Linked DNA regions of Homo sapiens: region 2 is linked to region 1. Evidence: chromatin loops called from intact Hi-C (ENCODE). Cell type or tissue: heart left ventricle. All regions are shown on one strand.

Region 1 (8,000 bases):
CAGTGCCTGTCACATAGAAGACACCACCTAAATGTCTGAATAAATCAATACATAGAAATTCTATTTACCTTTATTACAACAATATATCAGTGTATAATATATAATTTTACTAAAATTTTAACAATTGTACATTATATTTCCAGTATATGTAATATTTTTTGAGTTTGCAATTTTTCAAAATACAACCCAAGATTAATCCAGCCCTGTGCTGTCCAATAGGGTAGCCCCAGACACATGTGGCGATTTGCATTTATATTCATTAAAGTTTACTAAAGTGCAGCCCCTTGGTCATCCTAGCTGCATGCGGCTAGTAACTACTGTATTGGACAGTGCAGATACAGAGCTTTTCTGTCATCATAGGTGGTTCTACGGGACAGTGCTGGAGTACGCACTGCTCACATTTGACTCTAACCCAGCGCTTGGCACACAGAGGACACACATAAACATTATTCAAATAATTGAATTCTACTGAACATTCCAGACATTCTTTTTTTTTTTTTTTCGAGACGGAGTCTCACTCTGTCGCCCAGGCTGGAGTGCAGTGGTGCGATCTCGGCTCACTGCAAGCTCTGCCTCCCGGGTTCACGCCATTCTCCTGCCTCACCCTCCCGAGTAGCTGGGACTACAGGTGCCCGCCACTGCGCCCGGCTAATTTTTTGTATTTTTAGTAGAGACAGGGTTTCACTATGTTAGCCAGGATGGTCTCAATCTCCTGACCTCATGATCCACCTACCTCGGCCTCCCAAAGTGCTGGGATTACAGGCGTAAGCCACCGCGCCCGGCCCCATTCCAGACATTCTTAGAACAGCCAAGATAAAATAGGAGAAGCCCTATGCTATCAATGAAAGCAATCAAAGTAAATGTTTAGCATCAAACAAAGCCAATGCCCCATTTATCTAAAAGGTTGCTGAGATGTCTAGAAAGGCCCAGAGGATTCCCTGGCTGCAGACTTCCCTGATCACAGAGCACACCCAGCCACAAAGCCAAGTCCAAACTGAGCTGCTGAGGCTGGAGCCAGCATCCCTTCACAATCACACCATGGCCTTTGTTGGACTGGTGTGTGGTTCATAACATATTCTTTAACTGGCTTACATAGACTGACCTTCCTGAAGGCGGTTGAGCCAATGTTCCTTCAGGCCTATGTCCAATCTCCTTCTAAATTTCACCAGGGATTTCACTATGAATTAGAGATTTCAGATTAGTCCCCAGGTCCTAATTGATTAGAATGCCTTTTCTAGCCTGAGTGCAGTAGTTAACACAGGTGCCGGCCAGCTCTGCCCTTCTCAGTTTTGTGACCATGAGCAAGTTACTCAACTCCTCCTAGCTCTGTTCATTCATCTATACAATGGGGATAGAGAAAGTTCTACTTGACAAGATTTTTCAGCATCTGATGGTTCGTGCAGCAGTGCACTTGACACATTTACTGCACACGATGCACACTGGCCAGGTGGCCATGTGCAGCTGGGCACACAGAAGGCCTCGCCAAACGTGGCGTCCCTTCACTGCCCTGCCCTGCTGCAATGTCTGCCTGGAGTCCCTTCTGTATGCCTTGCCTTTTTTATTGTTGTCGTTGTTTTTTAATGATAAATTATAAGCTTGAATGCAAGAATTGGAAATGAACACGGAATTAAACTTCTTCCAATCAGAAGAAGGAGAGAAAAAAAACTGAGTCTAAAGAGAATCAGCCCCTGAAATAAACCGTGTACCCACAGAACAGAAGCCTGGCCCGGAGCGACCGTCAGTGGGCCGTGGCTTCTGCTCTCGTTGCTAGCTCTCCTTCACCCTGGACACCCCATCTTCTTCCTGCAACCCCCTCTACCTTGACCTACCTCACTTCTGTCCTCTCCAGGCATTCCTCTGTCTTCCCCCAGCACCAGCCTCTCCCCACAGGATTCCTGGAGATCCTTCCTAAAAGGCTGATGTGTGCAAATAAAGAGCTCAGCAACTGGTAGGATGAATTCAACAGAGAAAATAATACTAGGACAGAGGTCCCTACTTAATCCCATGCTCCTCACCCATCCATGCTGAAAGCACTTCTGATTTACAATGACCACTCATCAGGAGTTTTTCAATCTCCTAATAAATTTCAAAACATACGCATCTTTCTGGGACACCCCAGGAACTTGAGTGAACTGCATTCACACTTGAGAAATGCCAGGCAAGCTATGGAAGGGATGGTTCACCCAGTACGGTATTCTGTCACTTCTTACAAAATTCAGTAATGCCACCCAGACATAACTTGGAATCCCCTACTTGGCCTTCTTATATGTATTTATAGTAATGTACTCTATAAAACATTATTTTACTCAACACTTTTAAACATTTTTATAGGCCCTGACACTAACTACCTTCTTGTCTTCGGGTATATTCCTTTACTGTGGCCTCCAGACTGAACCTTTGCCCAATCTAAGCTTCTCATGATTTTAACAACCTGGTGGTCTTACCCTTTTTCACTTTTTGTCATTCCATACTGAAAGAGCCTTAATGGTTTAATTTGCTCATATTTGGGTCTTTACTTGTCAAAAAGTCCAAAATGAACCTTAAATATTTTAAGTCATCTGAAATATTTTTAAGATGAATCAGCTTTTCAACTTTTTTTTTCTTTGGGGATTTGTTTTGCCATTAACCACATCCTCTTCCAATGTTATGTAGCCAACACTTAACTGTAATGTATTTGCATAATACGGGGCAAGCTTTAAAGAAACAGAAATACTTAATCATTGACATAAAGCTCTTAGTTTTTCCTTTACATTCTTAACTTATCTATCAGTGTTTTGCTTAATTGAGCCCTCGTGTTTTCCCAGGCTTAGGGAGAAATTGCCTTGAGTAATCTCCCAGAACACAACCAGTTTCAAGTGCTCCTGGGATGTTTCAGAGGTGAAGACAGCAGGGCACTGACCAGCTGCAGGCAAACTTTTTATCATAGTTGAGGCAAATAATTTCGACCGCCAAGTTTTGGAGCACAGCATTCATTCTCTGTAGTTCTTCCCTGAGGTCAGACACAAACAACATACTCTGCTCTGCCTGTTCTTACAGTGGCCTCTGCAGGATGCTCTGTTCCTGCTTCCTGCAGATGCTCCTGCCCACTAGGATGAGAAGCCATCTCTGCTCTGCCTCCCCAGGTGGGGCACACTGTACTTCACAGTGACTGTTTTCCTGCCAGTCAGGAAAGAGTTTGCCTTGACTGCTCATGCATTCATCCACAAGCATGTCTGGAGTGCTAGTAAGCTAGTAAGCACAGTGCCAGCTCCCAGTCTGTGTGTGTATTCCATCAAAGCAAGCCTGCCCTTGCTCTAGAATAAGACAGGCAGACAGGCCAGGCACAGTAGCTCACGCTTGTAATCCCAGCACTTTGGGAGGCCGAAGCGGGCAGATCACCTGAGGTCAAGAGTTTCAGACCAGCCTGGCCAACATGATGAAACCCCGTCTCTACTAATAATAAAAAAAAATTAGCTGGTCATGGTGGTGCACACCTGTAATTCCAGCTACTCGGAAGGCTGAGGCAGGAGAATCACTTGAACCCGGGAGGCAGAGGTTGCAGTGAGCCGAGATTGGGCCATTGCACTCCAGCCTGGGTGACAGAGTGAGACTCTGTCTCAAAAAAAATAAAGGAAGGCAGACAAATGATGGCAGCCCCTAAAGGCCGATGATGGCAGGAGAGCCCCCGTGCCACGGGAACAGAGGAGAGTGTGGATACTTCATCCTGATGACTCAGAGGGCAGCAGAGACATGGTGACATTTAAGAAGGGCTTAAAAGATCGATAGTGATTTCCTAGGCAGAAAAGCAAGGGCGTGAGGCATTCCAGACAGAAAATGTCATTCACCAACATGAAAAAATAGACATGCAGAAACACAGTTCAGTTCCATTTGATAAGTAGATGTCTGCAGGGCCCAGAGGCGGAACTAGCTGCAAGAAGTTTGAAATTGGAGCCTAGAGCTCAGGAAAGAGGACAAAATAAGAGTCAGATCATGACCAGAATAGCTGAACTCAACCCGGGAGTACTTAGGTTACGAGAGATAAAAGACTGAGTCAGGGAATATCGACTTTAACTGCCCAGGCAGGAGGAACGGAGGCAACTTGGGGCAGTCACTATGGAGGCAGGAGGACTTGTCTAGTTCTGAAAAACTTTTGGAGGCAAACGTTGAGACCCTCATCCCTGATGGAGATGTTTAGGAAGCCTCACCAGAGAGCCAAGAACAAACCCTTCAATGCACTGCGTTGCCACCAAGGGCTTGCTGTCTGGGCGCTTTTCCATTTGGAAGATGAGCAGTTCCCCATTCTTGGTCTTGGTGTCCTTTATTTTATCTCTTATTTTATGGTCACTCTAACTCCAACTGTTTTTTCCTTTTGTGTTGTGAGATTTTGGTAAATGGACTCACAATAATTTGTGGCATAAGAACATCAATAAATAAAAATAAAGATCTAAAATATGATTCAATGAAGTCTCTAAGTTATTTTATCTACTAAAGAAGAAGCAACCTATTTTTGAGTGAATTCAGTTTTATTTTTTATTTTTTTGATACACGGTCTTGCTCTGCCGCCCAGGCTGGAATGCAGTGGCACGATCATGGCTTACTGCAGCCTTGACTTCCCCGGGTTCAGGTGATCCTCCCACCTCATCCTCCCAAGTAGCTGGAACTACAGGCGCAAGCTGCCACACCCAGCTAATTTTTTTATTTTTTGTAGAGACAAAGTTTCACCATGTTGCCCAGACAGGTGTTGAACTCCTGGACTTAAGCAATCTACCTGCCTTGGCCTCCCAAAGTGCTGGAATTACAGGTGTGAGCCACCGTGTCCATCCCTGTGGTATAGGAACATCAATAAATAAAAATAAACATCCAAAATATGACTCAATGAAGTATCCAGGAGTATCTAAGTTATTTTATTCACTAAAGAAACAACCTATTTTTTAGTGAATTAATTCACTTTCCAATGTCTTTGGATTTAGGCATTTGTGTGGCCACTAACCACATCCTCCCCCAGCGTAAGTGTCCCAGGGGTCCCACACGGGCGGAAGCACAGATGCCCACCTGCAGTCACAGTGCCCTCCTCGCTAAAGCTGTTGTCTTCTGAATACGAGATCCTGAAATGCTGTTGACAGAGAGACTTTTCCAGGAGGTGGGCCAACATGAGCTGGAGTTTTACCTGGGTGTGATGGGAGAGGTGAACAGCTGCCTGGCCCTCTGCTGACTCTGTGTCCTCATTGTGGCCTGTCATTGTAGAGTAACACGGACGAGGTGGAGGGTCAGGGAGCCATGCCAGGACTCTCAGAAGATAAGGCGGAGCAAGGAGAATGGCACGGTGTCTGGGAGTCATCAGAGCCAAGTCATAGGGTAGTCTAGTGGCCATTTGTCCCTTTGGTTCTGTGCTATCCATATGGCCCTCAATGCCCAGATAACGACAGTCCAGCCCCCACTCCACACTTACATGCAGGGAACCCCATCCTTCACCAAGTTCCCTCCAAAAGGGCTCTGGGACGCCCATAGAAGATCTGCAGAGCCCGTGGGTCCAGGCTGCTGTCATTGGTCTCCTCGGCTGGCTGCCTCATCACAAGGAGGACGTGCACCCCACTGCCTGCTATCACAGCGGTTTCCCCAGGCTCTGTCCCTGTTCCTGTATCCTTTCCTGCTACCATGGACACAAGCCCCTCCCTCGATTTTCCCAGCACTAAGATCGGGCTGTAACTTCTACAAAAATATATTGAGGACTTGTGGATAACAGGGGGAATGACAAAAAAGAGGAGAAAAGAAATATATTAAAAATGAATGCCAGATACAGCTGCAAACAGTGTCCATAGGGTCCCCAGCCCTCCAGTATCTCAGCTTGCATGGCAGTTACAGTCCAGCTATCATCCGATATATCCTGGACTGGTTGTTTCCAGCTGCCCCTTTCACCCAATGAGTTTCCCAATTAGAAAGACGAATTGTGTGATTTACCCACCACCACTCTTTCAGAATGCTTTTATTATTTAAAAAAAAATTTTTTGAGACAGGGTCTCATTTGCTCTGTCTCCCAGGCTGGAGTGAAGTGGCACAATCATAGCTCACTGTAGCTTCGAACTCCTGGGCTCAAGCAATCCTCTCACCTCAGCCTCCCAAAATGCTCGGATTACAGGCATGTGACACTGCGACCCGCCTCTGAGTGCTTTTATAATGGTGCCTCTACCAGTGTCCAGGGCCTCTCCCTCTCCAAAAATCAGCAAGGGGGAGAAAAGATACCTTATCTAAACCAGCTCTGCATGATGATCTGCAGAATGCAATTATGTCAGTCCATGCTATCAGACTAGTAAGTTCAAGTTTCTTATTTTAAGAACTGGATCATAAATGCACTTCTTTCTTCCCTTCATACGGCTCTAAAATATCTGATCATATTTAAATCAGAATTACAATTCACCACTCGTGGAGCAGAGGTCCAAGCCTTTCATCCAAAATCCCAAGCTAGGAGCCAAGAGAGCCCATCCCGCAAGGTCTGTTCCCCAACAATGGGCAAGAAAGAAAGGAGGCACCCAGGACCTTCCCTCCAGAGTCCAGGCCATTGAGATACCAGCTGACCAGGGCACTGCACCACTCCATGAGCCCCATCACCGCCCTGGTCAAGAGGGCAGGGACCCTTGACCGAGGTGCATGGGAGCCAAAAGTGTGTGTAGGGCAGTAAATATCACCTGGCTCTGGCCCAGATCCAACAGGGCTTAGCTTGGCCATAGGCAAGAACTGAACAGAACATAAGGAAAGGGTTCTTCACCTCCATGTGACTGTGGCTGCTCCCCGATGTACTGTAGGATGCAACCAAAGGCCCTTTGAAGTCTTTTCCCCCAAAGAAGTAATTGGAAAGAATAACCCAAACTTCCACCTAGAAAAACAGAAGAGCTGTTGGCAGTTTAAACATAACAGTCCCAGGTGTCCTCAGATTCTAGCCATCACATTTTCCACAATGCTGGGGCTCTGTCTCAGAGTCCCTGTACGCTCAGCTCCTCTCAGAGCTCATCCTTTTGGGACGGGTACTGTGGCTTACCATTCCAGGAAGGAGATAGGCCCATCGAGGCACCAATGTTGGCTGTGCACTCATCTTGAAAACAGCAACAAGCACCTGGAACACAATTGCTTTGACTTCATCCAGAGCCTCTGGAATCAGGAAAAGTAGACTTGGTTCTCTGGACTCATGGCTGATTTATCATATGGCTGTAGGTGTGTGGCTCTGTGGCTCAGTGTCTCCATCTGCTACCTCCTTCTTCAGATCCTTAAAATTAAAGGGAGGCCTAAAAGGCACTTGACATTGAGTTGTGTTGTTTTTGTGTGGATAACCCCATGAAAGAATAATCCATTAACAGAGGCATCTCCTACTGTCCCTTCATGTAGTAATCCACCCACTCACCCTCAGCAAAAGTGTGGCACTGCCTTCAAAATATAATTTCAGAAGTTGAAGACTTGTCCCAATGGTTTCTGTCAAGAAGCATCTAGAGGAAGTTTAAATCTTGAGCACATGGCTGCCTTTGCCCTTGTAAATTTCTGTAACTTACAAGGCATCCCCTGACTCCAAACAAAACTTCCTTCTGCTGTTGGTGGTTTGCCATTTGCACCATAAAACCAAAGCCTGCCGAAGATACCAGTCCGAGGAGAATGCGGATGAGTGGGCAGGGCACAGGGACACTGGGACTGAAACTGGATGACAAAGAAAATGAACTGAGGGCAAGTCTGGGAAGAAATGGGCAAATGTTACACCGGTGGCTTGATGGGTATCTTCAAAGTGGTCTTTGCTGATCTTGCATTGTTTCCACAATAAATTCAGAACGCAGGCTGGGAGCTCACTGGACTTCAGTCAGATGGCTTGAATTAAAGCCTTAGCTTCACATTTGTGGCTTTCTGGATAAATCACTGAACTTCTTGGCATCTTGATTTCCTTATCTGCAAAGTGGAGGTGATGATACACATGGTCGGTTTCGACCTATCGACCTCCTTAACCTGATAAGAGAATCTCAGATTCATTTTGAGAATAAACTCCC
Region 2 (8,000 bases), 430 kb before region 1:
TACAGTCTTTTAACACAGTAAACTAAGCAATGTCAGTCTTACCTGTGGTACTTGTGGGTGTTGTTTTGTGTTGTGTTGGCCTTGCTCGTCATAGCTGTTTCCTTTGTGCCCCTCTGTGGGATGGCCTTTGTGCTTCCATGAGGGTGAGCCATGGGGAAAACATTCCAGAAGAATCTATTCTTGTTGCAGAGCAGGCCTGGATTGTCTGGGAGAGTGACAGACAAGCAGAGACATCAGAGGCCACATTCCCGTGTGCAATCTGCCATACTTTATAGGTCCTCAAACTGCCTTTCCTGTATTTTAATGCAGAACAAAGTACAGAAAACGTTCTTTGCCACTGCATAGCTGGATGTGCAGAGTATGCTAAGACTAGTGGCCCTCCAAGAATACAGGGAGGGGACGATAAGGGCAGCAGTTGTTCATGCTTTATGGAAAAGAGACGAAGCCATTCCCACCCCAAGCTGAAATTAACTTGGTGCACATTGTCACCAATTCCATGGAAGCCACTGTGGCAGACAGACCTCATGAAAGCAAACACTCTTCAAGGTGGGTCGTCTTGTTATAAAGCCATCTGAAGACGGCTGACCCAGCCTATTGTACTGAATTCAATAGCTTGGGTTTTAAATCTTGACCAATCACCTGCACAAAACTTTGCTTTAAAGACCCTCCCCTACCCCCTCCCACACATTCACCTCCCACTGTGCCAGAAAGAAATCCCTGCCATGGAACCCAAGCATTCATTCATGCAGGTCTGACCCCTGGGGTGTAGAAGATGCTGGAATGGAGGAACTATAAAGTGCTTCCAGTCAGGAGTTACTACAACTACCACCAGAGGACACATCCACCTATGTGTTGTCCAGCTCCAAGACCTAAATCCTCACCTTGGATAATAAGTGATGCTGACAAATATGCTGTATTCTATCTGCTGCTGGCCAGGTTAGCTCCAAGAGATAGGTGGCTGGTTAAGCACGGCTGTGGCCAGAGACTTCTAGAGAAGCAAAAACTGAAATCATCTATTACCAAAATAATTTGAAAACAAAATTATCTCTCTCCAACCAGCCAGAGAATAGGTAGATCTGAGAATAAAGAAGAATAAGGAAAAGAATTGTTGCAGCACAATCCTTGAAGAATGCCGTATACAGAGAGCCAAGCAGTAAGGAGAGAAGCATGTCAGACCTTTTTTTGTTCCACAAAGCTTTACTGAGAACCAAATCTTATTCTTCCTCTTACACATGTATATTTTTGAAAATTAAGATCTCTACAGTGACAAGTCTAGTCACATGTGTGTGGGAACTACTGCCGGCAGATACACTCTTCATTTGAAAACCAGTGGTTTTCTAGAATTTCCCAAGAGAATCTACTGAGTTATCTCTAAGGTCTTGCCAAACACTGGTGATAAGAGTTGAAGGAATCATAATATATTTTCACTTTTTCCATAAGAAGGGAGGCAGCATCACCTGTGGTTAAGAGTACAGGCTTTGGGGTTTGTCGGAACAGGATGAAAATTCTGATTCTATCACTTGCCACTTGTGACTCCTTGTGCAAGCCAGTGGTCCTAAGAGCGATGTGAGTTGCTGCTTAGAGTCTATGGTGGGTTAGGGAAGCGGATGATGGAAAGTACTTAATGCACTGCCTGATTCCTGAATGTGCTTCATCCATGGTCAAGTGGGGTGGCCCAAGGGGCTGCAGCTCCGATTGCCTCCGTTTAAGTCCTCCCACATTCTATGCCACCTATTATGACTATTGCTTGGAACGTGGACATGTGCTTTCCATGTCTACTTTGAGTCACTCATACATTCAATGAATATTTACTTAGCATCCACTGTATTTCAGACACCATGTTCTTAAGTGCACCACTACTTTCATTAGGAAGGAACAGAAGGCTTCCAGACTAGACGAAAGACTCTCAGTGAGAAATACTTCCCAGCTTCTCTCACTCCCAGGTCCCCTGCGCTGTGCTCTGCTTTGCAGGGCTCAACATTCATCTCTTTGGGCTTCTTTTTTCTGCCCTCATCCTCCCAAAAGATACCAGAGTATTCTTATGTCCTCTGTCTTTCTTTCTTAACAGAATAAGAATTGATCTTATAAATGCATTCATGCTAAAATATAAATAATTTGTAAGTTCAAAAGCATTAGCCTTTATCTGGATTTTTGCATTTAAACTGCAAGTGAAGCCCTGAGCCAGAAGAGACCTGGAAAGGTGGAATTCCATGGCACTCACGATGTGTCGCTGTCACCTTTACCACCGGTGAACCACTGACCTGTGTTTCAGAGACCGCCCTCCCCCTCTTGGGGTGTGAGTTTGGAGGGAGTGGTGGAGACTTGGCTTTGCTGTGTTTATCTTGAGCCCTGGGCCAGCCAGATTTCTCTTTCATTTACATTATAGCTGTGGTCGTTTTATTTATTGATTTTAGCCGGGGGTGGGGAATTTGGTAACGTCACTGAGTGTTGTCTTTTGGTTCTGTTCTAACTTGTAAATGTTATCTAGTTCTATTCTGTTTTCCACTTTATGTAATGTAGATCCAGGATCTCAATTATCTGAGCCATTAATCAGGTTGCAAAACCTTTCTCTTTCCCACGTGAAAGCAAAAAGGAAGAGTGGGACTTGTCTACAGATCGCCACCACACCTGTTAGTTGGATTTTTAGGATTGTCTGCTTCTCACATACAGTTCCCTCCCTCACTCTCCCTTTCTTTCCCCTTCCTTTCCCTCCCTTCTCCTCACTCTCCCCTGGGAGAGAGGGGATATAAGGTATTACTGAGAAAGACTTCACATGCAGGGCAGTAACCAAAGACTACCAACTTTTTATCTCACACTTTGTCTTGATCACTCTCTTCCATTTCCTAGTGGTGATTTCTCCATCACTAGCAAGCTGGGGATCTGTGATTTCTAGTGCTCGTCCCTGCTGGCCTGTGGCCCCACTCCTGAGGTCCTTTCCAATAGATGAGCAGTTGATGCATTCCACACCTGGCAAGAGCTGGCATTGAATATGGTGATGATCCTCCGTATTGTCCAAGAACACTGTGAGATGGAAAAGGCTGAGGATACCTGCAAGTAGCAGGCTGTGTCAGGATGGATTTTGCAGGCTCTAGATGGATCTCAAGATGTGTCAAAGGCTCCAAAATTGGCGACAGTGGCCTGGGGCTGGGTGGAGTGAGTGATGGCTGGCCCAAGACCCAAACAAATTACTCTGGTATTTCACTATTATCTAAGGAAAAGATAAGTAGTCTATCTTTATGTTTGGGACCTTAATCTCATAAATGTCTGCCATAACAAGCTTATTTATAGCTCATTATAAAAATTAGTGTACCTGGCTTAAATAAATAAGTGGTACAGACCTTGACAGACACCGGAGGATTGCTAGAGGTTTGCCAATCTTGCAGATGAAAGCAAAGATATGTTCTTACCAGACTTCCCATGCAATTTTTTGCACTTTCTATTCCATTTAGATACAAAACTCTTTGAAGTTAAAATAAATAGAAACAAAAAGACAAAAACAAACAAAAAACCTAAAAACATTTCTCTGGACTGCAGTAAGCCTCATGACTCTTTAAAAGACATGGGAAATGCAAAGAGAAGTTTCTTTTAGTCCTACTGAGAGGTGTACTGTCCATGTTTATTTGAAATTTCCCCTTTGTTTATTTTCTTCTTTAGAAGTAGAACAACTTTTTCTAGCACTATGAAGATGTGGTGTCTTCGACCCATTAAGTTAATTTCATTTCAAGTGGAGATACAAGTTCTTATGAAGTTTTTACAAAACTTCTGTTACAAAAGCAGAAATGGGATGGTTTAGCTTTCATTTTCTTTTTGGGGTGCAATTTAATTTAAAGTTCATAAAATATGCATAATGACTAAAATACAGCCTGAATTTACACACACAAAAAAATGGTATTAAAGGACATTGTATATTATTACCCAAATGAAGCCATCTTTAGGCAGCTGTTAAACAATCAAGCTTTGTGTGTGTGTGCACGTGTGTGTGGTGCCCACTTCATACATTTACAAAATACACATGGTAATATGAATAAACTGAATAAGTTAGAGAAAAACAAAGCAGAATTGGACAAAGTTAATACTGCCAGCCAGTTTACAATCTTCTTTGAGCATTTTAACATGAACATTCATACAAAAAAGACAATATTAAAACCATAAAGTCCAGAACCCACTCCTTTTACATAAAGTGGAGACGTGTCACTAGATTAGACAACATGGCTTTGTAACACTAAAACAAACCGTCTGTTCAAAAAGACCCATGCACAAGGAGGCATTATTGGGCCTTGTATCTGCATTGAATGAGCATTCAGAGCACTGATTTTCTATTGTCCCAACTCCATGATGGCCTCCCCCAGCCTCAACACAGATGACAAAAGAGATTTTTAACGATGTAGCACCACGGTAGTTAGGACCCACAGGGCCAAGGCAGAGAGGCAGCTGATCAGAGGCACAGGGAGGATTCTGATAGTGTTTCATGGTCTGGCAACGTAAAACCACTAGACTGTGTTATCAGTGATAGGGTGTTTGTCCTCTAAGGCAGGACATTGCAGCAGGCTCCCAGGAGAGAGTGCCACAGACTGCCTAATGGTGGAAGAGCACTTTCTATTCTGTTCCTTAAGGCTAAGTACTCAACAGTTTTTTAGGCAAACATTTTTTCAGTCGCATTGAAGGTCACAGCTGCATTTGACATGACTTGAATTGGCTGTTTGAGGTGTGTCTCAAACTTGTGCTATTGGCAGCAGAGGTCTGAATGTCTAGGTTGAAACCTGTTCCCCATTTTAAAATCAGTTCATGCTGGATCAAAGGTGAGACCCCTGTCAGGGTTAGCAACGAGTTGCTGATCTGTGTGGTAATAAATAGCTCTGAGTCTGGGAGGAATGGCTGGTGAGGCTGGAGTGCTGTAGCATGTAGAAGTGCGGACGTTGGTGTCTGATGCGCTGCAACGAGGTTTTCACTGTATCGGTGTGACTCTGATGCATCGCTGGATCTCTCTCTCTCTCTCTGTTGTTTTTTTTTTTTTTTTTGAGACAGACTTTCCCTCTGTCTCCCAGGCTGGAGTGCAGCGGTGCGATCTCGGGTGATTACAACCTCCACCTCCTGGGTTCAAGAGCAGGAGGTTTAGCCTCCTGAGCAGCTGGGATTACAGGTGCGTGCCACCACGCCTGGCTAGTTTTCATATTTTTAGTGGAGATGGGGTTTCACCATGTTGGCCAGTCAGGTCTCGAACTCCTAACCTCAAGGGATCTGCCCACCTCAGCCTCCCAAAGTGCTGAAATTACAAGCATGAGCCACCACACCCAGCACTATCACTGGATCTCTTGAACACCCACTTTCTCCTTTGTAAAGTGGTGGCAGCAGCAGAGCTGATCTCTGATGGCTGCTGTGAAGATTCGATGAGATGACCATGGAAAGTTCAATAGTGGTGACGGGTGAGCAGCCCAGAGAGAAGCTGAGCAGGTGAGCTCCTCCCGGTGCTGGCCTTTGCCTGGGACCATGTCCACAGCCAATTATGAGAGCAGACTGCAGTACTCCAGACAGCCCTGGATCCACTTATCAGATTGCACAAGCTAGGAGGGCCTTCAGTTGTAGAGCAGCAGAAGCTAAGTTTGGTTAATTTAATCACAAAGCATAGAGCTGGCCTTGTAAAGACATAGTCACTGCACCATCAGACCGGACAGTGCAGATTGCCTCACAGACACCACTGACATTGGGCTCTGGAAATAGCCACTAGAACTATGGCCCTGTCCCCTCTGAAATGGTGGCTGGCTGCCCCTGCTGCCCCCACCCATAGCAGAAAGGATTCCTAGAGAACCCGTCTTATCACCACAAGCTTATGATCCAAACTTAGGGTGGATGGGCTGTTTGGCAATACCTAGATCTCATACCTGAACCCCCTACCTGTGAGGGGGCAGGCATTTTTAGCTTTTCTGTGGGAGGTGGGCTCCTCCACTAATCACGTCCATGGAGTTCCCTAGTTGGGAGGCCAGAAAAAATGAAAAATGTCTACTACAAGACCCTGACAGATGTCCCTAGGGTTTCCTGTAATTGTCTACTTACTGTCTGCACACTCAGCTTGTAATAATGAACTGATTCCCTAGAGGCCAATGATAGACTGATGTTTGGAGTATTTGACAAGGCAGAAAATTTTCTCTCATATCCTGGATTATGTTCATTGCTTTTATGCCCAAAGTGAAGGGAGTACCATTTCCTCACAGCCTCAGAAGTGGGAAGTGAGCTCGCATGTTTAAAGACCTTCTACATACCTGACAGTTGAGACAGACTGTGGATGGCGGAAAGAGGACTGGACAGAGTCAGGAGACCTGGTGCAACCCGGGCTATCACTTACTAGCTTTGTGAAATTACTAGCTTTGTGGGGTCATTACAGCAGATCTCTGGATGCCAGTCGCTGTATCTGAAAAATGAGCATCATCATCATAACTATCTAAGGGAACTGTAAGAATAAATTACATGACGTTTACGACAGTCCCTGGGACATAGTCGGCATTCAGTGCCCTCAGATGGTTTGGTCTTTGAGCTTTGATTACCTCCTGAGATGATGGTTAGAATCATGCCTGTGTTGTCGGAGGGTCCTTAAGATTCCTCTCCCCATGGCCTCTTCTTGTACTTCTTAGCACGCTTGAAGAAAAATCCCTTACGGGAGCCTCATGCTCTGGGTTTGGGCTTCCTGTCTCCAACAGAATCCAAGTTTTCTTTGATCATGAGAAAAGCTGTGTCCTGAACCAGGAAAGAGGTCAAGGATAGGAGGAAAAGACAGAGAAGGCATAGAGTCCAGGTATGGGGACACGAACCGAGAGGCAATGGGGCTTAGGCAGGGGCTGGGTCTGTGTGACCACCTCACAAGACACAGAAATGAGAGTTCCTTTCTTACTAACTGCATTAGGCATAGGAGGACTCCCTTTGTGTTCCTGGGGGCTTTCTGCCTTGGGGCCCCTTGAAGTTACTCAGGCTTTCTGCATGGCTGCCCCATGGGGCTGCCTGATTCTGCACTGGAGCTCCTGAGTGGATTCCGGCCCCTGCGACTGTGTCAAGAGGAAGCCAGGTTTGAGGACTGGCTGATCCTGGGCTCTGCAGGCCCACGTGTTTTCCTTTGACTCAACCCACTTGAAATTCCCTCCATCTTCTCTAAAGCTCAGAAGGAGGAAACTGGCAGGCCTCCTTATAGAAGGTATCTAGGAGATGAAGCCAGGGAAAACAAATTGGGAATAGAAAGTAACGTGTTGAGACGTGAAGATGGAGGACGACGCTGGACGTTGAGATGAGAGGTCAGACAGGAGAGCTGACTCAAATCTCCGACACCTGGGACTGTGGTCCTGAGAAGTCGGGGATGCCTGGGTTGCCGGGAGGTGAGCTCAGCGTGTCATATTCATTGTCACAGGCTCAGGCCTGGGCTATTGGAGTCCCAACCCTGTGTACTGAGAGAGGTTGAAGAAACTCCCCATGCCCCTCCCTGTGCTCAGAGAGCTTTTACTCCTAGGTAAGCCCTGCCAGCAAAGTTCATGGAACATCATCAAAGCTTTCCCTAACCCCTAGTAGGTAGAGGTTTTCTAGGGAGAACATAGACTTAGCTAGAGCTTTTTAGGGTATTACTGGCACGTGTTGATGTTACATCATTCAATGCAGCTATAGCTTTGCCTCTTCCCAGGCAGAAAGTAGGTTGGAGACTGGAGGATAGAAACACAGGGCATGACTGGGAAAGCCAGGGAGGAGGTTTCCAAAGTGGTGTGTGTGTGCCTCCTGCCTTAGTTGGGACAGGAAGGAAATAGTAGTACTTTGCCTTATTGTTATTCTTATGTTAAAAATAAGAAATACTGAAGATTCCCTAATTTTTAATTCATAGGCTGGCCCATGATCCTCAGTTGGTCTGTATGTCAGGAAGTCTTGAATCACACATCAAATGCCGTGTGCCCATGGGGACCCCCACACAGAAGGAGGCACCTTTTCTCCCTGTTCCCTTCCAGTCCATGACAGGTGGCATGTCATCTGCC

Evidence for each region. Hi-C counts contacts between places; a loop is a spot of excess contacts. Peaks named below come from ENCODE experiments on the same cell type or tissue, not always from the same donor. Only the 100,000 strongest peaks of a DNase experiment are listed, where the experiment ranks them.
Region 2: it touches region 1 in a loop (2.1-fold over the local background); 7 of 110 quality-filtered maps call a loop at or near these places.

Annotation. Positions count from the first base shown.
Region 1 is chr18:10,011,364-10,019,363 of GRCh38, reverse strand. It overlaps LOC124904246 (a long non-coding RNA gene), which reads right to left and starts at 2,072. Exons shown (of 2, transcript XR_007066285.1): 1 at 1,830-2,072. In heart left ventricle, a CTCF peak has its summit at 3,046 (motif pointing left); a DNase peak (open chromatin) is centred at 5,244; H3K27ac peaks cover 6,007 bases.
Region 2 is chr18:10,439,175-10,447,174 of GRCh38, reverse strand. No RefSeq gene overlaps it. Among named protein-coding and RNA genes, the nearest start is that of APCDD1, 11 kb to the left of the region's middle. In heart left ventricle, a CTCF peak has its summit at 4,541; no DNase peak of the experiment used is centred here.